Linked DNA regions of Homo sapiens: all the other regions are linked to region 2. A link is a loop called in an ENCODE intact Hi-C map of the cell type or tissue named here. Cell type or tissue: IMR-90. All regions are shown on one strand.

Region 1 (8,000 bases), 930 kb after region 2:
CAATCTTCTCTAGTTACTCAAGGAAACAGTCTTCCTCAAGAAAACAGTCTTTGGAAACACTGGCCTTAACAGGAAGGAGAATGGAGAGCTGAGGGAGGCATTAAGAAAACACAATTCTTAGAAGAATTACTCTGGCCTGTCTCCTTGATACAGAATCATGGTGTGGTGGTGCCTGGATTCCAGAACAGAATGGAACCAAAGAGGATGATATAAAACCTGCCAATCCACAAACAGATTCATGTAAAACTCTTCCCTGAGCATTATTTTTCCTTTGCAGCATCTTAATAGCATTTCTCTCTGCCTCCCTAGGCATCGTGAACTTTATTTTTTAAGTGGCAGCAACTTAAACACATGACTCAGTACTGCCACAAATAAATCCTGCTCCAAAGCATGATACTTTACCCCAAACATAAAAACGGGACTGTTTGTTTTGATAACTTAAACATTTTCTCTTGATTTTTGCCTTAAGTCTGAGAACTTCGGCATTTGACTAATTTGCCATGCATTTAAGGCTGGTAGCAATATTGGGAAAGAAATATGATAATCACTTGCTGCCACAAAGTATTCTATATACTGTTCTCTTTCAGCTCTTGTTTCACATGTGTTGGTTCAATGGAATATTCAATAGACATTTATAGGAAATAAATTGAGAGATGAATGTAAACCATATGGCATCTGGAGGTTTATTTGCAAAGTCCCTGCATCAAAGCTTTCTCCAGATCACACCATATTAGCTATGTTTTTCCAGTCCAGCAGAATCAGGAAGGTAACCACAGACTTCCCTGATGGAAAACACATGAAAAACAGAGCAAATCTTAATATGTAGCTTGAGTTGCTGGTCAAGGAGCATCCCTTAAAATAATTTTATTACTAGTGGGTACAGCACATTGCTTAGAACTGCATTAAAAACATAGAACAAGTTGATTTTGCTCAGGATTTCCTTCAAAATTATAGGACACACTTCTTTCATTTATTCTAACAACAATAGTATCAGTTTGGTAGAATTGTATTAAAATTTTAGGACTATTTTTCAGCTCAGTTAAAAAATCAATCTCAACCAAAGAAACACAGCATTTAAATATAGCATACATAAAAATGCACATTAGAATTGTTGCAGATGGGAATGAACCACATGCCTACACGAGTCCACTTGCACATACGAAAGCCACCATATTAAACTTTGGAGAATCCCATTAATATAAGTAATATTTAAAAAACATTGATTGGACAGAATGAGAAATGGTTTTCAAACTTAATTTATATATATAAAAACGTTCTCAACCTTGAATGCACTCTGCTTTGTGCAGTTGGTTATGGCTAGCATTATATCTGATATCAAATTAATTCTCATGCAGCCTGTTATATAAATCATTATGAAATGTCAAAAGCTTGTACATATTTTTTTTTTGAGTTTTCACTTACTTTCCAAATAGTTTCCATTTTTCAGTGTCAGGCTTTTCAGCCACTCAATTTTAATGATTTTTTTTATCACTGTAAATTTCCCCTCTCATTTACAGGATATTTGTGCATCCCCACGTGCATACATGCACATGTTATGCCATGGAACACAGGTGACATGCACAATGGTTAGGCTGAAAAATTCTTTATCTTTGGTTTACATTGAATGGTCAGATAACTGGCATAGAGAAAGAATAAAATGTTTTTACTATTAAAATCTGCAACATCTAAAGATTGTCCTTTATAAATAAATATTAAAGACTAGTACAATAGCAAATTGACTCACTGACCTCTGCTCCCCATAGTTTCCATTTTAGAACAGTTGCTGAGCACAATGGGGACTTGCACTTTTTGGCAATTACTCACTTACACATCTCAGGGATGGTCTTCTTTCTTTACAGGTTATGCTTCTAAATTTAGGGCAGCAAGTTAATGCCACTCACAACTAAAAATAAAAAAAAAGAGTATGTGAGCAACATCACTTAAAAAATATGTGGCTAACTGCTGGAAGCTATTAAAAACCAAATAAACAAAAGAGATTACACTTCAAAGAAATGTCAACAGTTTTTCCTCTCTCAGAACAGACGAGTTTTTTTTTAACTTATATCCACATCCACATCTGGAAAAGGCTTATGGCTTTATACATCTTTTATGGTAAAATGAATTTATTGAGTTTTAAAATTTTCGTGATGGATTAATGCAATCTTCATAAAAGGTAAATCCACATACTAGTAAAAATCTGTCTTAACACCGAAGAGTGATTTCAATAACAAATAGTCCAATGTTAATTTCAAGGAGCAGGAGAATTTTGAGAAAGCATTTGGTTAAGTAGATTTTTTAAAAATACAACTACATGGAAATGAAAATGCAATATCTTTTTCCTTATGACCTATCTTTATGTTAGCACAATTAATTCTTAAGTTAAGGGAAAAATAAAAGAAATAGTTTGTGAAGCCAACCCAAAGTTTAAATCAATATACCTGCTCCAATTAACTAACAATAGACATAAAGCAAGCAGTAAATTTACTGATAGCAAGATCTCCAAGGGAATATTTCAAAACAATTAATGGATTTCTACAATTCTTCTCAAAAGTAGACAGCATGCCTTTGTGTATTTAAAAGGTGAGATTTAATTTCTCAAAAATATGTGCCTGTTCAGAAGGTTCAAACAATTGACTTCATATTCTACACAATGTTCTCCCACGGCCCGAAACTGACAGTGTTCATTTGATGTTGCTTTACAATTAACTGGGTAGTAGCAACTTGTTTTCTATATAAGCTTGCCAAAAAAAAAAAATCACCTTTGGTATTCAACCAAACATCCAAATGTGGACGACTGACTACAGTTTAGTAATTTACAGATTTGCTGTGAGAGCAGGGAAGACTTGAAATATGGGAGAAGGTGTCATCTTTATAAGTCAGGCCAAGAATTAAAGAAGGGGAGACTCTAAAACCAGAAGAATGTTTAAAATGGAACAACATAATTTGGACATAAAGTAAGTGGTCTGTAGTCAATAAAAAAGAGAAAGAAAAAGAAAAATAAACTCCAAAAGGCCGGCTGCAAAATAGGAAAGTAGGTCTATTTTGTTTATTTATAAGTGAGTAGCAAGTAGATTCTTTCGCACTAACTAAACCAGACAGTAATTATAAACACAGGTTGGTTAAATTCCCTGCACCCTATCAAAGGAAACAAGCTTCTTTCTTTTCCAAACATTGTCATTTGTTTATTGAGCCTCTTTGGGGCTTGGTTTCATTTAAAACTATGTAAGCACACATCTGTTACCCCCAAACAATGTCAACCTTGTTAAGCTGAACCTGAATACTCATTATACAAAAATTTGCAAGTAACCTAACAGCAATTTTTAGAGTAGCCAGTTAGCATACTGAGCAAAGAATTTGGATTGTTTTTGTTCCATTACAGAAAAACCTCACATTATAGTGTAATCATACAGGAAGCAAACAGTCACCGCCTCAGTAGTTTCAGATAATTAGTTACCTAAATTTTCTGAGGTGAATTCAACGTACTTAGGCTGAGGAACATTATTGCTTATATTCTGAAATACCACAATACAATCTTGGTTAACAATGAAATTATAAATATTGGAGTAAAACGTCATTTTAGAAATCATTAGGTTTTATCAGTACAGTACAACTGAGTTCCTCATTTAAGGAACTGTTTTATTAAAAAAAATGGGGGGCTGTGATATTGCTTATATTAGCTCATGTCAGATATCAGATTTCAAGAAACTTTTACACAGTAGACACTATTAAAACATCATTATTGGAGTTGTCATGCTTGGGTGGTTTGAACTAAAGTGAATTTCATGTATTTGCTAGGAGACAGCAATAATAAATCCTGGAGTCTGCATTGCTAAGTGATGACCTAGAGTCTGGGGGAATTGACCTCACGAACCACCAGGACAATTGGATGAGTTCAGTAGGTGGGAGCACTATGGGGAGGGGCAGAGTCTAATAAAACTCCACAAGGACATATAGACATGCCACCCAAACTCCCCTGGGCAACCATTCTGAACAAGACCATCTCTGCCTATTTTGTTTTCTGTGTCAGTCACGGTATCCACCTAAGCCATTAGGAAGTCAGCAAGTCTTATACTACCTCCCTCCCTCAGTCATGGCACACGTATCTAAAGGATCACCCAACTCTGAGTCAAAGTCTCTCAACTCAACATACCAGTCAGCCACTTCCAATCAATCCATTTGCTAGCCCAGGCATTAAACTATGAGAAAACTCTCACAGAGCAAGGCCTGAGGCCCTAGCATGTAAGACTGCCTGGCATGTGGCAGGAGATTAATGAAAGTTAACTTGCCTCAAATGGAATACTGGAATAGTTGGAAGTATAGACGGGTGCCAAACTGTCCAGGTTCAAATCCTAGCTGTGCCATTTAATAACTCTGTGACTTTGGGCAAGTCACTTAATGTCTCAGTTTCTCAGTTTTCTCATCTGTAAAATGTGAGGAAGTAACCAATATGAGGACATAAGGAATTAACATATGCGGAGTGCTTTAGAAGAGTGCCTGATACATAATAATCAATAAATACTAGCTGTTACTATTTTCCTCATTGTTTATTAAAATGCCTTGTCAACCTGAGAAAGTTACATGTAGCTTGTTCTGTTAATGTAACCATCTCCTGCTCTCTAAATCTTCTCTTTGATGAGAGAGATACCTTTCTGAAACACAAATCTCAAGATAATCATTTTTGTACCTATCAGCTTTTTTATTTTATAAAATTTTTGTGGATACATAGTACATGTATATATATATCACATTGCATGCCTTTATCAAAACATACCATGTACCCCATAAATATATGATGTTTTGATAAGGCATGCAACGTGAAATAAGCATGTCATGGAGAATGGGCTATCCATCCCCTCAAGCATTTATCCTTTGCATCACAAACAATACAATTACACTCTATTTTTAAAAGTACAATTAAGTTATTATTGACTATAGTCACCCTATTGTGCTATCAGAAACTAGGTCTTATTCATTCTATTTATTTGGTACCCATTAACCATCCCCACCTTGTCCCCAGCCTCCCACTACCCTTCTCAACCTCTGGTAACCATCCTTTTACTCTGAGTTCAAATTGTTTTGATTTTTAGATCCCACAGATAAGTGAGAACATATGATGTTTGCCTTTCTGTGCCTGGCTTATTTAACTTAATGTAATGATCTCCAGTTCCATTTATATTGTTACAAATGACTGATCTCATTCTTTTTTATGGCTGAATAGTACTCCATTGTATGTATGTACCACATTTTCCTTATCCATTCATCTGTTGATAGACACTTAGGTTGCTTCCAAATCTTAGCTATTGTAAACAGTGCTGCAACAAAAAAGGAACAACAACAGCAAAAAAGGAATGCAGATATCTCTTCAATATACTGATTTCCTTACTTTGGGTATATACCCAGCACTGGGATTGCTGGCTCATATGGTAAGCCAATGGAACAGAACAGAGAACCCAAAACCAAACCCACACACCTATAGTGAACTTATTTTTTGACAAAGGTGTCGAAGACACACACTGAGGAAAAGACAGTCTCTTCAATAAATGGTGCTGGGAAAACTGAGTATCCACATGCATTAGAGTGAAACAAGACCTGTATCTCTCACCATATACAGAAATCAAATCAAAATGGATTAAAGACTTAACTCTAAGACCTCAAACTATGAAACTACTACAAGAGAACACTGAGGAGAATCTCCAGGACATTGGTCTGGGCAAACATTTCTTGAGCAATACCCCACAAGCACAAGCAACCAAAGCAAAAATGAAGAAATGGGATCACATCAAGTTCAAAAGCTTCTGTGCAGTAAAGGATATAGTCAACAAAGTGAAGAGACAAGCCACAGAATGGGAGAAAACATTTGCAAATTACCCATCTGACAAGTGATTAATAACCAGAATAGATAAAGAGCTCACACTATTCTATAGGAAAAAAATCCAATCATCTGATTAAAAAAATGGGCAAAACATTGGAATAGGCATTTCTCAAAATAAGACATACAAATGGCAAATGGGTACATGAAAAAGTGCTCAACATCACTGATCAGAGAACTGTAAATCAAAACTACAATGAGCTATCATCTCACTCCAGTTAAAATGGCTTATCTCCAAAAGACGGGCAATAACAAATGCTGGCGAGGATGCAGAGAAAGGAGAACACTTGCACACTGTTGGTGGGAATGTAAATTAGCACAGCCACTATGGAGAACAGTTTGGAGGTTTTCTCAAGATAATAACTTCTTTAAAAACCTGAAGTGACTCTCTATTGTTGATACAACAAAGTCCAAGACAACCTACATTACCTTCCAAAAGGTAAGGACAACCTATAGTTTAAAACCTATCTTTGACTCCCAAACCTCCTCCACCATCTTCCTATAAGCCCTGCAACTTTGTTTTTGAGCTATGCTTTAGCTTTTTCTTGCTCTGTGAATTATGAGCTCTCATTCATGTCTTTGATTGACCCATTCTATTCTCTGTTCAGTTCTGCCTGGACAATTCCTTTCTGTACCTAAGAAACACTGATTTACCTTTTGAGATATAACTCAAATGTTACCTGCTATGTGAAGCATTTCCCAAATCTCTCAATGAACTAGTTTGCTCCTCAGCACATTTATCTTCATTATGGCATTTTTTAAAAACACTGATTACATTGGCTTCTTGCAGAGCCTGTAAGTTCCTACTCTCCTGCTTATATATGTCTCTAATACTTAACACATGGACTCACTCAAATATTTGTTTATGAATGAATAATCCCAATCCTCCCATCCCAAATTATATGTTTTCTAAGGTGATTGTTCTTTTTGAAATTGTTAAACTTTTAGTACTCTTTACTGGATACCAAATTATGAAAATAATACATGCATGTAGTAACAATCGTGACAAAAGCTAATTATTATTCCTTATGCCCATCCAATCCTGATTCCTGACATAGCCAATAGTAACAGTCTGGTGTGCACCCTCACCTTTCTGTTTGCTTATGTGAATATACAATCATGTATGCTAGGGGCTGACAAACTTTCTGTAAAGGGCTACATAGTAAATATTTTAGTCTGTGCTGGTAATATGGTCTTTGTAGAAACTGCTCAACCCTGCCCTTATAGGAAGAAAACAGTGGTAGACAGCACAAAAATAGATGTGATTGTGTTCCCATAAAACTTTACAAGAATAGGTAGCCAGCTGGAATGTGGCCTACTGGCCAAAATTTGCTGTCCTGTTTTATTTATATATATATATATATATATATATATATGTGTGTGTGTGTGTGTGTGTGTGTGTGTGCGCGCACGTTTGTGTGTATGTGTGTATATATATACACACACACACATATATACATATATATACACACACATACACACACAGGTTTTATCTGTTCATTTGCTTTTAAACAACATGGCATGATGCTAACCAAGTTGCTTGAAATTTGCTTTATTATATACTCCATTATATACTCCATTTATTATATACTCCATTAACTTCCAATAAGTTAATACATTCAAACAATTCTTTAATTTCTACATACTTATATATAAGACATATATACACTATATATGTATTATAGTTTAAATGGGACGTGTCTTATATACAGGTGTGCATATATTTTTGGTGCACTTAAAACTTTTGTCTCCTGCATGCTATAAGTTTAACACTCTTCTATGCATTCCACTTTACTTTCCTCAATGCTCATATAAGCATACACACACACATCATGTATATATTGTTTGCTTTATTAAAATGTGACCATTTGGCAAACCTTTGTTTGCATCTTACTGTTTTTGCTCCATAACACTCTTGGAAATCCTCTCAAGTAAACTGGAAGAGCACTAATCTGTTCTTTTTAATGGACATATTACATGGTGTAGATGTACCATACATATCATTAGCCAGTCACTGGTTCTAGATTTTATTCCTATGAACAATCTTATAATATGCTTTGTATATGTGGACTTGCCTACTGGTGGTTTTATATCCAAGGACTATATTTCCAGAAATGGATTTGAACCCTTT
Region 2 (8,000 bases):
CCAAGCAAGCTCAATAGAGTGGCAAAATGAATGAAGATTTTTTCCAAGTAGAGAATACATGCTAATTAAAGTTATTAATTTCCTGTATGTTTAGGGATATTATGTATATTTAAATGGATATCAGTGAAAAGTAAATCAGTATAAATAGCTTATTTTAGAATTAGCATTATAACTCATGTATGGATGTCACCAAATATTAAGTTCATTTCTAAATTTTCCTTTTAAGCATTTTAGGTAGCGTGTAGACCAAATGAGTCCGTTAACAGGAGAGCCTGTGGAGAGCAGCTTGGAACTAAGCATCTGACCCTTGGCCATGCTTTCCAGGAGACTGAAGAGAGTTATTTAAGAAATTTAAGGCTGGGTGCAGTTGCTCATACCTGTAATCCCAGCACTTTGGGAGGCCAAGGTGGGAGGATGGCTTGAGCCCGGGAGTTCAAGAACAGCTTAGGCAACATGGTGAGACCTTGTCTCTATAAAAAATATAAAAATTAGCCAAGTGTGATGGTGTGCGCCTATAGCTGAGTAGTCCCAGCTACCCACGAGGCTGAGGTGGGTGGATCACCTGAGCCCAGGAGGTCGAGGCTACAGTGAGCTGAGATTACACCACTGCACTCCAGCCTGGGTGACAGAGCAAGACTCTGTCTCAAAAAAGAAAAAGAAAAAGAAAAGAAATTTTTAAAAATGTGAAGGCAAAGCTTTTTTTCTGATTCCTTTAAATGGTATTTTGGCTACGAAAATGTAACCATCCCTGAAAAATGCTCATGGCCTCAGCCATTCTCAAAACATTCCCTCCATCTTGGTATTGAGATAAATGAGTAACAAGGAAGGCAGCATTTCTTAATCGGAATCACAGTGGACCCAGCAGCATCTAAGGGGTAGCTGGGGCTTGGGCTCTAGTTGGCTGGGTGACCCTGGACAAGCTGGTAACCTTTCTCAACCAATAATAACCAGGTGATTGGCCGGGCGCGGTGGCTCACGCCTGTAATCCCAGCACTTTGGGAGGCCGAAGTGGGTGGATCATGAGGTCAGGAGATGGAGACCATCCTGGCTAACACAGTGAAACCCCGTCTCTACTAAAAATACAAGAAAAAAATTAGCCGGGCGTGGTGGCGGGCGCCTGTAGTCCCAGCTACTCAGGAGGCTGAGGCAGGAGAATGGCGTGAACTCGGGAGGCGGAGCTTGCAGTGAGCGGAGATCGCGCCACTGCACTCCAGCCTGGGCAACTGAGGAAGACTCTGTCTAAAAAATAATAATAATAATAATAATAATAATAATAATAATAATAATAATAATAACCAGGTGATTATTCCACAGTAAAATGTAAAAGATTTTTGGTTGTTGTGAGGTTGAAATGAAGCAACATAGGTTAAAATATTTAGGCCGGGTACCGTGGCTCACACCTGTAATCCCAGCACTTTGGGAGGCCAAGGAGTTTGAGACCAGCCTGGGCAATATGGTGAAACCCGGTCTCTACTAAAAATACAAAAATTAGTCGGGCTTGCTGGCGCGTGCCTGTTATCCCAGGTGCTTGGGGGGCTGAGCTGGGAGGATCGCTTGAGCCTGGAAGGTTGAGGCTGCGGCTGCAGTGAGCTGTGATCATGCTACTGCACTCCATCCTGGGCAGCAGATCTAGACCCTGTCTCAAAAAAAAAAAAAAGGTATTTAGTATGGTAGCTAGCACAAAGGAATTATTTAAGAAATGTTGCCTCCCCACTCCCACTGCTTCAGAAAAAAAAAAAAAAAAAAAAAAAAAAAAAAAAAATATATATATATATATATATATATATATATATGTAAAAGTTAAAAAAATAAAATACAGAGCTTAAGGAAACTTTATCATACTATACGTAGTCATATACTTTGCATGATAAAAGGTCTGTTTTTATTTTCATCCTTTCAATAAATGTTGATTGTCTATCGTATGCAAGGCAGTAAGAACAATTTTCTTCTTCTCCAAAGCTGGTCACACTTAGCTATGCAAAGCAGTCATGTCAAACTTTAAAGGTTTTTTCAGCAGGAAAAAAAAAAAATGTCTAGGGTCAATGCTACTAAGACCAACAGGATATAAAATTGAACCACGTGGTCTGATTCTAGAGCTCTCCGAAAGATTGTTCTAAAACTCTGCCCTTCTTTTTGAAGGGGCTTTTAACATTCTTTAGACTTCACTCTACCATTCCCTACTTGCAATACCATGTTCAGGATTATTCTAAATGATTCCGAGACTTTCCACAACTATGTCTATTTCAAGTCTGTTCTCGGAAGATGGAACTCCACAGAAGGCGGTTCACATGATTTTTAGTCCGAATCTATAAATAATTGGTGGATCCATTTTAGCCCCCAAAACTCCCATCTGGTTCTCTGTTCACACAAGACACTAGGCCCAAAGCTTGGAAGGATAGTAATCCTGCGAGGCATGAAGATCGTAGGATAATTGTGATTATAGTAGATGCTCCTTGCTTCTGGTTTTTTGTGGACTGTAACTTGGGCTTTCCCAAGGTGATGTGCACCGGATCCGCAGGCTGGATGGATAGGGTGGGGCAATCGCCTCTAAGTGGACATTTATTTTATCTTCCCTGTTCAATTACCCTGTGTGTTTCCAGGCATTAAAACGCTTGTGGTTCAGGACCAAGAAGGTCTGACCTCCTTCCTGCTCTTATTGCAGACTTTTTATAATTCCTGCCTGTGAGAGAAACAGAAGAACACAGCTTGTTTGGGGGATCCCAGATGGAGTTTGCAGGATGGATATTAGAAAAAAATCATCTCTTTTGAGTGGTAGACTGAGAAATTTAAATTGGAACAGCGATGAAAAACCATACACGTCGGGAGATGGAGTGGGGGTGAGGCAACCCATGAAGTCAGTTTTGCATCTGTAAAAAGTCATTTTGGAGAGTCGATCTGCACTTTAAGAATTCCTAATGGGTACAGTCAGTTCAGACCCAGCTGAATGTGTTGGAGTCTCTGATAGTGTTCTTCTAATTAAAGGGGGGTGGGGAGGGAAACAATAACAGACACACAAAAACACACACTCAACCAAAGATGGGGGAAATGTGAGCACCAGACATGCTCGTGCTGATTTGGGGATGACAGTTGAAGAGACAAGAACATTTTAAGTGCAGGGAAGGAAGCAAGAACAGCCCCCCAAAACAGGAGAGAAGGGTCAGCAAAGGTAAGTTTATAAGCAAAACAAAGGGGCGGGGGGCGGGGGGAGTACAGGAGAGAATAAAAGAAGCAAAACCAAGTAAGCAAAACCCACCGTGACTTATTAGGAATGTTTAATTTGAAATTGTGATCCCTACAATTACTGAAAAGGGAGCAGTTAGAAAGGAAGGCATGTTGATTGTGACAGGGCAGGAAGAACCTGAGAAATCTCTGACATTCGAGTGCCTTTTTTTAAACTGCCTTTGTTCCCAAGTTCCTATTTTGCATCTGGTTAAATGCATATTAATTTCTCTTCCTTCCTAATGAATCACTGTGTGTTCTGTGTCTTCTTTATGAAGAGGAAAGGGGTGTCTTCCCTGCTTGCTCCCTCAGCTCAAACTTTTCATCTTGATCCTATAGGAGTGATGAGACATTAAATGGGGTAATCTGGAAAAGGGGATGGAATGTGAACTGAAGACTTTTGAGTGTAGGAGTTAGAAGTCAATCACTTTGCTAGCTATCAGACTGTTTCATCGTTGAAGAGGAGGCTAGAGCATTTACTTTAGTTAAAAAAAAAAAAAAACCCTCCCTGACACCCCAGGTCTTCCCAGATCCCTATCTCATAAACTCATTTTATTTACCCAGAACCCCCCAAACAAACCTGGACTTGAAATCATCTTTTTCTTTGCGCGTTCCTGAGAGTGACTGGCAGTGCAGCCACAGAACTGGCAAGTTCTGTTGGAGGAATTATATTCAGGCCCATTCACGATGCACGTTAACTTTGTGGGTGGAAAGAAACCTGGAGGAGAGAGAGGAAACAAGCCTTAAAGCCTCCAAAAATTGGCAGGCAGACTTCCGGAATGAGGCTTCTCCAAGGAATCTTCTCCTAGAATTAAACCTAGGACTGAAATACATTTGCAAATGATTGGGCTTAAAAGTGGGGTTGGGTTTCCTTGTGTCATGCCGGTATGGGCCCAGAGAGTTTTGTGGGTTTTTTTGGAAATGAAGAGGGAGAAATAAATGATGCACAATGAGAATGCAGAGCCGAAAATTCTGGACCACACATCATTTACTTAGAACAGACTTTCCCTCTGATATTCTTCCCAAATATGTCATGGCATTCACAAAGAACACTGCTTCTGAAATGTCGGATTATGCAGTAATAGTCACTGAACGAGAACATGAATGTCTTTAAAAAAATTAATCAGTTGTCTTTAAGGTGTGTGTGGCTGCTCAAAATCCTCTCTGTAGTGTCTCATCTTTAGCAGACCTCACGTGGAAACAGCTTTCTTGTTTACAGACCACCACACTGACACATTATCTGCTGTGATTAATTAAAGACGATTTTTAAACCCATATATTTCTTTAAAAGGCAGAAGAGACAGCCCAGCTTTTTAAAAATGGTGGTCATAAACTACCATCAGATGGCACTGTAACATAAATTATGGAAAGAGTCAGCTATCCAGTATAAGGACTGAACAGATTCGGTACGTTGCCAGTGGGTTGCCAGGCTTGCAGGCTGAGCACACACGAATGATTCGCAGAGAGATACATTCACTAGGAAACGTGTTACGAGCACGTTACATTCGCATTGAACTTTCATCGGTGAGAGGTGATCCAGGAGTTCAATGTGGACAGGCCCTTTTGCATTTTCAGAGAAAACAAACTCAAATCTAACCTGAAAGAAAAGATTTAAAAACATATTAAGAGAAAGAGAGATCAGACCAAAACCGCAAGTGCAAAACATGGAAAGGTGTTTTCCACTCTTGATTCTGTTTCAGGTGTAAAATAACTACAGACAAAATGAAAACCTTGTAGAACCATTCTCCTCTCCTTCCCTGCTTTCCCATTATTACAGGAGGGGGTTGTAGATATTCTCATTAAAGTGGCCAACCCCACAGGGCCTGGCTGTGGAGTCTGAATTTCAGTGCCAGCACATTTATCCCCTTGTTTGTCATAAAGTGAGCATTGCCTTTTACAGATGGGCATTGGGGAATGAAGCGTATTCTAGGATATTGAGGCAGCAGGGCATTTTTTTTTCTACACTGTCTTTGAGAAAGGCTCAGTTGGCGCTGCCTCTGCCAGTGTGGCCTTGGTTTAGTAGCAATTCCTTAGAGATTAAAGAGGAAAGAAGGGAGGAAAACTTCATCCAAATTCCTTTCTAGTGGCTCCATAGCTTCAGGTGCAGTTGAAAACAGCTAACTCGCCAGCATATTCTCTGGCTTTATAGAAAAGCTTTTTTAAATATCACAGTTTCTTGGAGATCTTAGGCTATTGTCATACCAAGTGGGTTCTCTCTTGGGCTTGGCATAGAACCAGGTACGTGCTTTTCTCTGCTTAGCAAGCAGGTATCCAGGCCCTGTTCAGTAGCATACACTCAGGGGAGAGGTACAGGATGCTGCTGGCACATCCATGAGATGGTTTTCTGAAATGCTTAGCATCCCTGCGAACAGAATGACTACCCTTGACTAAGAGGAGGACGTTGGGGAGCCTGCCTTTCTGCGGTAACATCAGCCTCCTTTTCGGGATGATGTTTCTCCCCACCACCCTAATGAAGAAAATAGAACATCAGGCAACTGAGAATACTGGTCAAAGTCCAATCAGAAATGGGCCTGGAGGTGTGGTAGTCTGGAATGCCCATGCAAGGGTAATATGATCTTGGAAGCCTGCAGAGCCTGACTTCTATTTGACACAAAAAAAGGCAGGTTATCTCCGGAGTGGGTTAAGCCTCAATTTGCAGGCTTGGCTAGTGTTTTCGGCAAGCCACAAGCCAGAGTCTCTAATGACCAGTCTTACTGTAGCAAGTAGACTTGAGGATGGTTGCAGCTTCTCACCTCCCCTTGTGAGATCACTGTGGTGTAGAGATGTCTTTTTCTTGGTATGTAAGGAACATTAAGAGGAGGTTTGTCTGGGGACGGGGAAAAGAGAAGTGACTTGCTTCCTAATAAACTTGTGTTCTCTGCTTTCTGTTGGCAAAAAAAAAATAAAAATAAAAATAGTGAAATCACATGCCTGCTTTGTTCCTGCAGCTACTGGTTTGAGAATACTGAATTACTCCCCCCACCAAATATTGCTTATTGTCTTCATAGATGTTCTTTAGAAAATACTGTTTTAGACTTCTCCTTGTTTCCCAACAGGGTACTTTTTCCCCCTCTCAAATGGCGAAAGTGATACCTTCGTTTATAAGTATGTGAAAGTTGCTGTTTAAGAGTCCCAGACTTTTACCTTTGGGGCCAGAATTTAGAATTTTATAAAGGTACTATGGTGCATAGACTGTATATTATGTACCCCATAGCCTATGCGTTAATATTTCTGCAGCAAAATGTGTGAACATTCACACTAAGTGGGCTAACTAGACTCTATAAAGAGCCCCACATCAGCTCAGGTCTTGCCAACGTTGAGTTAGTTTTTAAAAATAAAACTTTGTGCCTTAGAACCTGTGAATTTCAAAATTGTGAATAAGGGACTGTGAATCTGTATTTATATTGTATACATAGGTTTATATTTTAGAAGAAATGCAATACAGAAGTTACATTCAAAATCTATGGATTACTGAAAATAGCCTTTGAGATTTGGCTCTAAACTTGAGTCTAATCGTAACCCCTTCCATGGCTCATTAGCATTTGACTTTTTTCTTCACACTGCCTAGAACTTCCAGCCCACGGGTTGCAAAGTCATGTGTTAAAAGGGGCCGAGGAGATAAAGTGAATGGAGTGGGCTGGGGTAGACAATAGGGACTGGTGAGGACCAGGGCACAGGAGAGCACCTGCACCATCCAAGGCAGGTGCCACCACCAGCAGCTCCTGACGAGGGCTGCCAAGCAGGAAAGTACCCAGGTCATTTCATTTATCAAGATAAGTCAGAAAAAAAATGTCTTTTACAGGAAGTATTCTCAATTTTTAAATGTTAGCAACTAGGCCAGGTGCCATGGCTCACGCTTGTAATCCCAGCACGTTGGGAGGCTGAGGCAGGCAGATTGCCTGAGCTCAGGAGTTCAAGACCAGCCTGGGCAACATGGTGAAACCCCGTCTCTACCAAAAATACAAAAAACTTAGCTGGGCATGGTGGTGCCTGCCTGTGGTTCCAGCCACTCTGGAGAGGATTGCTTGAGAGGCAGAGATTGCAGTGAGCTGAGATCATGCCACTGTACTCCAGCCTGGGCAACAGAGTGAGACCCCATCTCAAATAAATAAATACAAATAAATGTTAGCAACTAATTCAATGTTTTAAAAATTCCACGTGAAACATATAATTTGTGACCTTTTCACTAGTCACTCAAAACTGTGTGTGTGTGTGTGTGTGTGTGTGTATAAAAGAAAAACATATAATGAAAATACCCCATATGTAGTATATATACCTTATCTTCCTCACCAGCCTCTAAGCGGTTTGTCCCTGGTTCTGTCATTTCCACTGTGGCTTTGATGTCCCCGCCCCCGCACGATCCTGACACCTATGGCCAGGTGTTTGAACTGTGCACTAGGTATGGTGAAAGCACCCTGCCCCAGCTAGACTTTGTGCTAGTCTTGTTATTCCGCTTCTTAGCTGTTGAAGTCTCCAGTCCCAGGAAGCCTTCATGCTGTCCCCCTGTCTTCTCCTTTCTTTCACCTGCCCATCTTTCTGAAGAGCCACAACTGATCATGCCTCCGGATATTGATCCCTCTCCTTATTCACTTTTAATTTGACTCAACAGAATAAACCAATCCCCTAACTAACAAATGCTATGTACCCTTTCCGGGTTCTTCTTCATGAACTAACCTACATCATTTGGAGCTTTTGAAACGCTCTCCTTCCTGGTGTCCATGCCCCCGCATGTGCTGGGGTCCCTCCATGTTTCCCCTCCCCACTCTCATTTGCCTCCTGCT
Region 3 (8,000 bases), 600 kb after region 2:
GAAATTTTCTATGCTGATTAAATCATGAGAAAGCAGAGCTACAAATTTAATTCTTAGTGTTAGAAAAATCTTCTTTAGACAGAAGATAGACATTATGTTTTTCTTCATTTAACAGTAACTGTTGATCTAAAACTGTATCCACAAGTTATCTTTTATTTATTTTAATCATGTATGTGTCTCAGGTAGGATGGAAACAGTTGCTGTCTCTTTCATTATTTTTGAGTAATACTTCAATTTAAGAGAACTTATTTAGCCAAGGCCTCTTCCTTTTCCCTTTAAGAACTAAAGATCTGTGGATAGAATCTTTTCTGGGGTACCTTCTTGGAATAGTCCTCCCCTCCTCCCATTTGCAGCACTTAAACATGATTTTTGTTGTTGTTGTTAATATAAAATGCCATTAGCATGTTTAATTCACATGCCCTAAATTGTTTTCCATCCCAGCTACAGGAGAAAGTGGTTGAAGTAGGAAAGAGAAGGCATTTTCTTGATTTAAATAATAATAATAGTTGCTAGGTTGAAAGAATCAGTGCTTATTGAGTGATTATTTTCATGTGTAGCTTCCATTGTTTCCTGTATTTAACAATTGCTAATGGGAGAAGCGATTTAATTTATGTAAACTTTACATTTTTATGCAAATGAAGCTGATATTTATTAGAGCTAAAACAATTATACTGGCACTTAGTGGAGTAACCTTGTGTGCCTGGGAAATGTTAGAGGAGAGCAGTTGATGTTCCACTAATACCTCTGCTGTAAACAAATATGCATTTATGCCACTTTTTAGAATTTAAAGACAAAAAGAAGAGCTCGGAGAGCATTGCTGGAGATTGCTTATTAGGGTTGATAACCTGAAATAACTCCTGATTGGCAGGCGAGCCTTGGCCTTACAATTTTTTTGTGAAAGAAAGATAGCCTTTCTTGATAGAATGTAATAAACAAAATGATAAAAAATGAAATGCTAATTGCATTTTAAAGAGGTCTTTTGAAAAAAAATTTTTAATAGTTGGTTGTATTGTTACTGAGAGAACTGTTATGCTAATGACTGACTACCTAGATGATTTTGCATTAATATAATAACCATTACCTGCCTTAGTGCTTTGTACAGTATTGTGGCAAAATAGCTAAGCCTAAAGGAGTTATACAAAAAGCAGAATTCCATAATGAAACAGAATTTTACTTTCCACATAAATAGCATGCTTTTTTTTTTTTATTTTTTTAAGACCGAAATATTATATCAGAAGTGTGTTTTCTTTCCTGTATGATAGTTACTTGCATGGTACCTGGTTGGTTCATTTTGTTTTGTTTTTTTAATACCATGGAGAAATAGAAGCTTTCTAACTTTTCTGTTTGCCAATACATCTGTTGTATCCATTGACTTGTTAATTATGAAAACTTGTTTTCCACAGGGGGCCAGAGGTGATGATGTTTAATTTTCTTCTATACAGGCTAGCTTGTATATGGTCATAAAAAACTTGGCATAGTTTTTTTTTTTTTTTCTCCTCTCTCTCTTTTAATGGAGCTATTTTCTCTGTTTGGTTTTGTTGTGACATTCTGGAGCCTTCTAATTTAATTTGTTTTGCTCCTGCTATTTGATTAACCAGGTGACACTGCCAAACCTGGTCAGTTATCACCCAAATACAGCCTGAAGGCTAGAACGGAAGTGAATTTCCTGGGACATACATGTGGTGAATGATCAGAGGGTAAAAAGAGTTTCTAAATTATTAACCAAATTAATAAAAATGAAACAGTGTTTAGCATTTTTTATCTTCTCTTTTTATTATTTGTATACACAGTAATTATGAGATGATACCCAACGTGCAAAATTTATGTGTATGTGTACTAGGTAGTATTTACTTGTAGTTGACTGGAGTGTAAACTGAAGAGAGAAGAAAATGATAACATGTTATTTTCAGTATTTATATTGTGTCTTCTCCCCTCCCACCCAATTCCTTCAATTGTCTCCTAGATTAGAAATAAGTATTGTTTCTCTGAGTGTTTTTATTTGTTTGTTTGCTTTTTAGATTTTTCCCTTCCCATCATCTACGTTTCCCCATTGGGCGTTAAAGGAAATAATATGGCATATTATTTTAATAGTCTTTCAGCATTCAGATGATAGAGAGTCATTTTGAAGAAAAAACCGTATCAGGCAGAATTTACACAGCAGTGTGTATGGGCTTTTAGCAGCAGTTGTTAGTGCTAACACCGTTTTCCCAGTTGCTGGTATTAAGGTAGCAGCAGGCCCATACTAGCAGAGCTGTGATGGCCCAAGCACAGCTGTATTTCTGCCATTCCCGCAGGTTTGGGTGCACCTGGGATCGACCACACCCAGTTGGTATCAGTCAACAGTGTATCATGCCGTGTGTTTTTTTAATTCATGATTTCCTCTTGAAACTCCACTGAGGAGTGTTAACTGTGTGCGTTTTTTTAAATTCAGTTTTGTATGCTAGCATTCTTTAAATGTCTGCCAGAAGTTTAATTTGAATTTCTGATCCCTGAAGGCAGCTAGACAGAATCATTCTAGTTCTTCATAAATTGCCTTCTATGATTCATTGTTAACTCATAAAACATACTCATTTCTATATACTCAAACAGTTAAGGTAGTTACAGTATCGGAAATTTTTTTTTTTTTTTTGCCTTATATTTAAATCGTCTTTTGAGAAAGAAATCAAGAATTAGCTTGAACTCCCAGTTAAGGCATGAACCCTGTAGCACAGAAAACATCAGAAATGAATGTTGTTATCTCAAGGAGGTTAAGGTAGAAGGCATGAAATCTGAAAAAAAAAAAAAAAAAAAAAAAAAAAAAAAAAAAAGTTTCGTTTTTACTGAATACTTTTAAAGAGGGGCCCATAAATATTAGAGAGCTGTAGTTAAAAACTCACATGACTGTTTTAAATACTATTGATTTAAACCACTGGCTAGATTTTATGAATCAAAGTGTAATTTTGAAGCTTTGGCCATATTTCTCAGTGCTAAAGCACTCTCTCTTGTGTGCCTTTAGCCGCTTTCCAGACATTCAACACAGGATTAAATGATAGTAGTTACAGTGATCAATAGGTTAAGACTGCTACAATCACTCTTGCCGCTAATGACCTCAGTAGTAATGGGCAATAAAGTGTGGGCTGTAATAGCCTCTCGCTGGTACTGCATGCCCTTTGATTCCTAGTGTTAGTAGGGACTAGCTACATGAAAAAGTTGGACGTTGGGAATTAAGGGAGTGGATATATAGGCTATAATTCTTAACTATTTAAAGCCTTAAAAACTGCTCAGATTTTTTTTTTTTAATTTCTTTTCTACCCCACCATAGTTTCTGGTCTATTTGAATATGTTTGTTAAAGCTTTTCCATAACCTCTTTTCATGATATGTTAGAACAGAAACGTTGGGGAAATCTTGGTTTTATAACATTTGTAAATGAAGCTGGAGCCCACTTTGGAGGCCCAGAGCTAACTGGCATGAAAACGTGGTTTCAGATAGTAAAAGCGAAGTTAAGGCCATCAGGATATAATAGCCCACTTCTGATTATTCAGAAGTGATCAGCCCGTTTGGAGGATTACTCAGGCCTCTTGCTTCCTTCCCTCCTTTGGCAGTGCCTGCTGCTGTAAAGCATATTATTACTCATCAGCACCTCCATCAAAATGTCCAAAAGGAAAAAGAAGGGGAGACTCAAGTTCATTATCCTGTTCCGTAACTGCAAAAAAATGAATAAATGATTATGGGAAAAGGAGATTTAAGCCACTGGTTTGATGTCAGCCTTTAAAAATTGTCTGTACAGGTATATGTCAGTCCTTTCCATGATTCCCCCTTTTATTATTGACAGTTAAGGGACAATGTTGTTTCTCCTTTAAGAAGATGCTTCTAGTTTTACCTGAGTTAAGGGGAAAAAGTATTTTAGGAGACATATGTAACTTTTAAAATCAGTTTTATTGAGGGATGATTTACGTGCGCTCAAATATACTGATTTTCAGTGTCTAGTTGGAAGAGTTTTGACGATTGTATACACGTGTGTGAGCACCACCTCACTCGAGATATGGACATTTCCATCGCCCCCAAAAGTTCACCTGTGCCCCTTTCTAGTATAAGGTTTCTATAGCTCTTTTAAAAACGATGACCAGGAGGTTATTTCTATCATGATTTCTGCTCTAACTCTGTTAAGTTCATGTTCATCACCAGTTTAGATTTTACACCACCCTATTCCTGTCTGTTTTCCTGTTCATCACCATCAGAATTTGGCTCAAGAATATTTATATTGTACATCATCCAAGAAACGCAGAGGAAAAAAGAAACCTTAAACATGGTTCTTTTGTTTGCTTAATCAAACCTCCCCGTATGATGATGCAACTCTCAAGGAAAAGTAAACTTCTATTGTGATACGCTGGCTTTAGCAGCTCAAAGGATACCGATTGGCACCCAAAAGATACTTAAAAATCCGAAAAGTTTCTTCTGTATGAAGACAAAGTAGACTAACTGGAATTAATTTGTAGATGGTTAGATGTTTTGATAATGTCTTCCTGGTGTTTGCCCTAAACTGAATGCGAGTTCACTGTTCCAATCGTTGGTGATATTTCGTGCTACAAATTATCTTTTTAAAAGGGTAATTTATCCATTCATATACATCTGTCCCATTTTGCATATGAAAATATTCAGACATGCCCATCTGTTTTAAATTACAGTGTATCTACATCTACACTTAAAAGGCCACTGGAATAGGAAGAATTCATGGATGACCTTCCAGAGCTGGGTTAATGAAATTTTTCGAATGTTCTAACTAGTGTTTTCCAAACACACGACACTGGCACATCAACATCCCCACACATGAAACAAGCCCACAACAACAGTGGAGAACATTCGCTGTGCATGAATCTGACCTTCAGGAACCATTTTTAGTTCATCAAAATTAGTGATGCTGAGAAATCGGGACATCAGTGCATAATGACTGTGAAATTAGGAATGAGAGCTCGCTATGCAAATGACAGGACAAATCATGTGAAAAAGTCAGGATAAACTGCATATTAAGACATTATGTTACATAAAATTAATACTGCATTTCTGCCTTTTGCTTACTGCTCCCCTGAAAGATTTTTTAATTCTTTTATCTTCTGATCAGCTATTGTCTGCCGGATTTTTTTTTTTAAGTAGCACACAGGCAAAGTGCAAAACATGTTATTACCTTTTATTGTAATACATGAGATGACAGCATATCCTTTTTAACAAAGTATATCCTTTACTGCTTCTAGCTTCTTGCTGTCACATGTTTGATTAGAAACCAAAGAAAAGTAAGATGCTTAAATATTACGGTTAGAAGACATACAGGTTTTGTCTTTTCTTTCATTGTTTTTTCTTTCCTTATCTTTTTATTTGGGGCGGGGGGTGATTTTTCATGAAATAGTCTTCTTGCATTACGGGGACTGACAAAATGGGTCTCATGTAGTCTGCAAATTAAACACAAGTGCAGTGATTATTTTGAATAGCTAAATTACATTCTAGAAAGCTTGCAGAATTCATAGCATTGTCATTAGGTATCCGCTTGAATACAATTTGTGTAACCTTGGCCAAGACAGCCTGTCATTTTAATGTCAGTGTTTTATCTGAACAAGACATCATCCTTTCAGATACAGTGTGCAGGTTCCTTGCAAAGATGCCCGTGCAGAAACGTGTTAACAGTTGCAAATATGAAATGCTATCAAGTTCATCACTGTAGCTGTTTGTCACTGAAATGTCATGGAAAGCGGGTTTTAATGGTATTGCACATAATATGAAAGAATTGAGACATCTGTGTGCTGGGTGAATAAGGAAGAGTAAAAGGCATCATGCGAAGGGTCTGTGTTTAAGTTCGGAAGGTGTGTCCAAGGTTCCCTTCCCAGCAAGTATAAGCATTGATTGGTTGTTCTTAAAATCACTGTCCACAGAGCAAGTGTGCTCATATGGGCTCCACCTGCAAAGGTGCTGGTTACCATTTGTCTTCTCTCAAACAAAATTCAAGTCTGGGTTAACTTCCCACAGATGGTTTTGACCAAAAACTCACTCTCAATAAGCAATTGAGAACTGTCGTATCTTAACTCCAGTTAGCATTTATTAAGTTTGTCCTTTTTGTGTGCTTGCAAGGCTGCCTGGAACCCCCATCAGTACTGCAAGATTTTACTTTTCTTTCTTTAAAATAAACTCCATGATAGATTAAATAGGATCTGTTGCTGCATCCCCTCTGGATAAATACATGTTGCATGGGAAATTGGTCAACTCTTTAAGCAGGCTGATGGCAGTCAGCTGCTGAACCTGGGAGGCTGCGTGCTTCTGATTTCCTGGCTTCCTATTTATCCTTCATTAACATTCTAGGTTCCCGTGTCAGTGGCTATGATGACACCTCAAGTTATCACTCCCCAGCAAATGCAGCAGATCCTCCAGCAACAAGTGCTGAGCCCTCAGCAGCTCCAGGTTCTCCTCCAGCAGCAGCAGGCCCTCATGCTTCAACAGGTAATTGTCCTTCCTCCACCTCCAGCCTGTCTCCCCCAGAACCCAGGGGCCCCCATCACTCCATTCGCAATCTCCCCTCCACCAGAGCAGCTCCTTTGCTCAGTGAAGAGTAAAGCAGCGTGGGTGGGGCAGGACACAGACCACTCCCTGAATAATCGATGTGCTTTTGCATGCCCAAAAGAGAGGAGCCCTGCCATGGTGACTAGTGTTTGGGCCTGGAGAGTACCCGATGGACTGAGATCAGGGCTGTAATTGGACTTGGTAGCAGTAAGATCTTTTAGGTTTACATGGCTCCTAAATGGTGTGAATCAAAGCAAAATGAGGAGCACGTTGGGAGTGGTTTAAATATGACAGCTCTTGATGTCCCCATTTCGACTCAGAAGCTTACAGATTTTTTTTCTTTAAACATAAAGAAGCATTCTAGAATTTGCTAATTTTAAGGTCCAGAGTTGATTTTACTTCTTCCACATACGATGTTGCTGAAATGAACTTCTGGTTGTCATTGCACTATGGGGACCTAATATTCAGACTTCACAGCCACCTGAACCAAATAGATGAGATTCGGAACTACAGCGTTGGGAGTCACTGGCCTGGGGTGGTGGGGACAGGATGCAGCGGAAGCTCCCAGGCTGTCCATGCACACACTGAATAACACTGCATAGTGCCCAGCCCTGTCATTTAGAAAGCATGCAGAAGAGATTCACCAGACTCTCTCAGCAAGGGCATTTCAGCTTTGTTGTACAATCAAAGGTCATTCTTTGCCTTATTTTAATTAGTTTGTGTAGAAAATGGTATGTTTTTCATCAGTTCATTTTGGAGATTACTTTTCAAACAATAATGCCAAGAATAGTCAGTGTGCGCTGAATTTATTGTCGAGTTTCAAACTAAAGGTCAGGCCATTACAGATAAAAGGATGCTATTTTTCAAATCACAGTTTGTGTATGGCACCAAAAGGGACAGTGGATTGGCGCTACCCTCTGTTACTTACCGTCCTCTCTTTCCTTTGTAGCAGCAGCTTCAAGAGTTTTATAAAAAACAACAGGAACAGTTGCAGCTTCAACTTTTACAACAACAACATGCTGGAAAACAGCCTAAAGAGGTACCGACAATACATATTTTACTTTCAAACCACAGATCCCAGAGGACTATCTAGTGGCTATTAAACTGTCATTCATCTTTTAAATGATTGCACAACTGAGCTGACTCTATCGGTTCTCAGCTTTCAGACTGAGAATTATTGTCCTGTTTTCACTCAGATTTTTCTGGGTTCCATTTGCTTGCTGCCACATATTTTATAACACCACTGCACGTGTACCTGTGTGAGGAGCAGGAGAGGCATCGTTGACAGAGTCTTCAGGTTACTTTTTGCAACCTGGTAACAACTGAGGGCCAGGATGGAGCTGGGAGAAGTGAAGTGCTTTCAGGAAAATTTTACTTGGATGCACACTTAATTTTTTTTTTTTTTCCCCAGCTCACAGAGCTTGGGTGTGTGGTGATGGCCTTTTCCATTGGAAGAATAACCCCTTGTGAGGTTGGA

What was found. Peaks named below come from ENCODE experiments on the same cell type or tissue, not always from the same donor. Only the 100,000 strongest peaks of a DNase experiment are listed, where the experiment ranks them.
Region 1: a loop joins it to region 2, with 4 times the contacts of the local background. A loop is called at or near these places in 16 of 110 quality-filtered maps.
Region 3: a loop joins it to region 2, with 2.1 times the contacts of the local background. A loop is called at or near these places in 8 of 110 quality-filtered maps.

What each region holds. Positions count from the first base shown.
Region 1 is chr3:70,722,432-70,730,431 of GRCh38, reverse strand. No RefSeq gene overlaps it. Among named protein-coding and RNA genes, the nearest start is that of MDFIC2, 410 kb to the right of the region's middle. In IMR-90, no CTCF peak of the experiment used is centred here; a DNase peak (open chromatin) is centred at 3,231; H3K27ac peaks cover 540 bases.
Region 2 is chr3:71,649,580-71,657,579 of GRCh38, reverse strand. No RefSeq gene overlaps it. Among named protein-coding and RNA genes, the nearest start is that of FOXP1-DT, 69 kb to the right of the region's middle. In IMR-90, a CTCF peak has its summit at 4,564 (motif pointing right); a DNase peak (open chromatin) is centred at 4,599; H3K27me3 peaks cover 559 bases.
Region 3 is chr3:71,052,099-71,060,098 of GRCh38, reverse strand. FOXP1 (forkhead box P1) reads left to right here. Exons shown (of 21, transcript NM_001349338.3): 8 at 6,326-6,463; 9 at 7,473-7,562. Among named protein-coding and RNA genes, the nearest start is that of FOXP1-AS1, 230 kb to the left of the region's middle. In IMR-90, no CTCF peak of the experiment used is centred here; DNase peaks (open chromatin) are centred at 3,568 and 4,278; H3K27ac peaks cover 846 bases.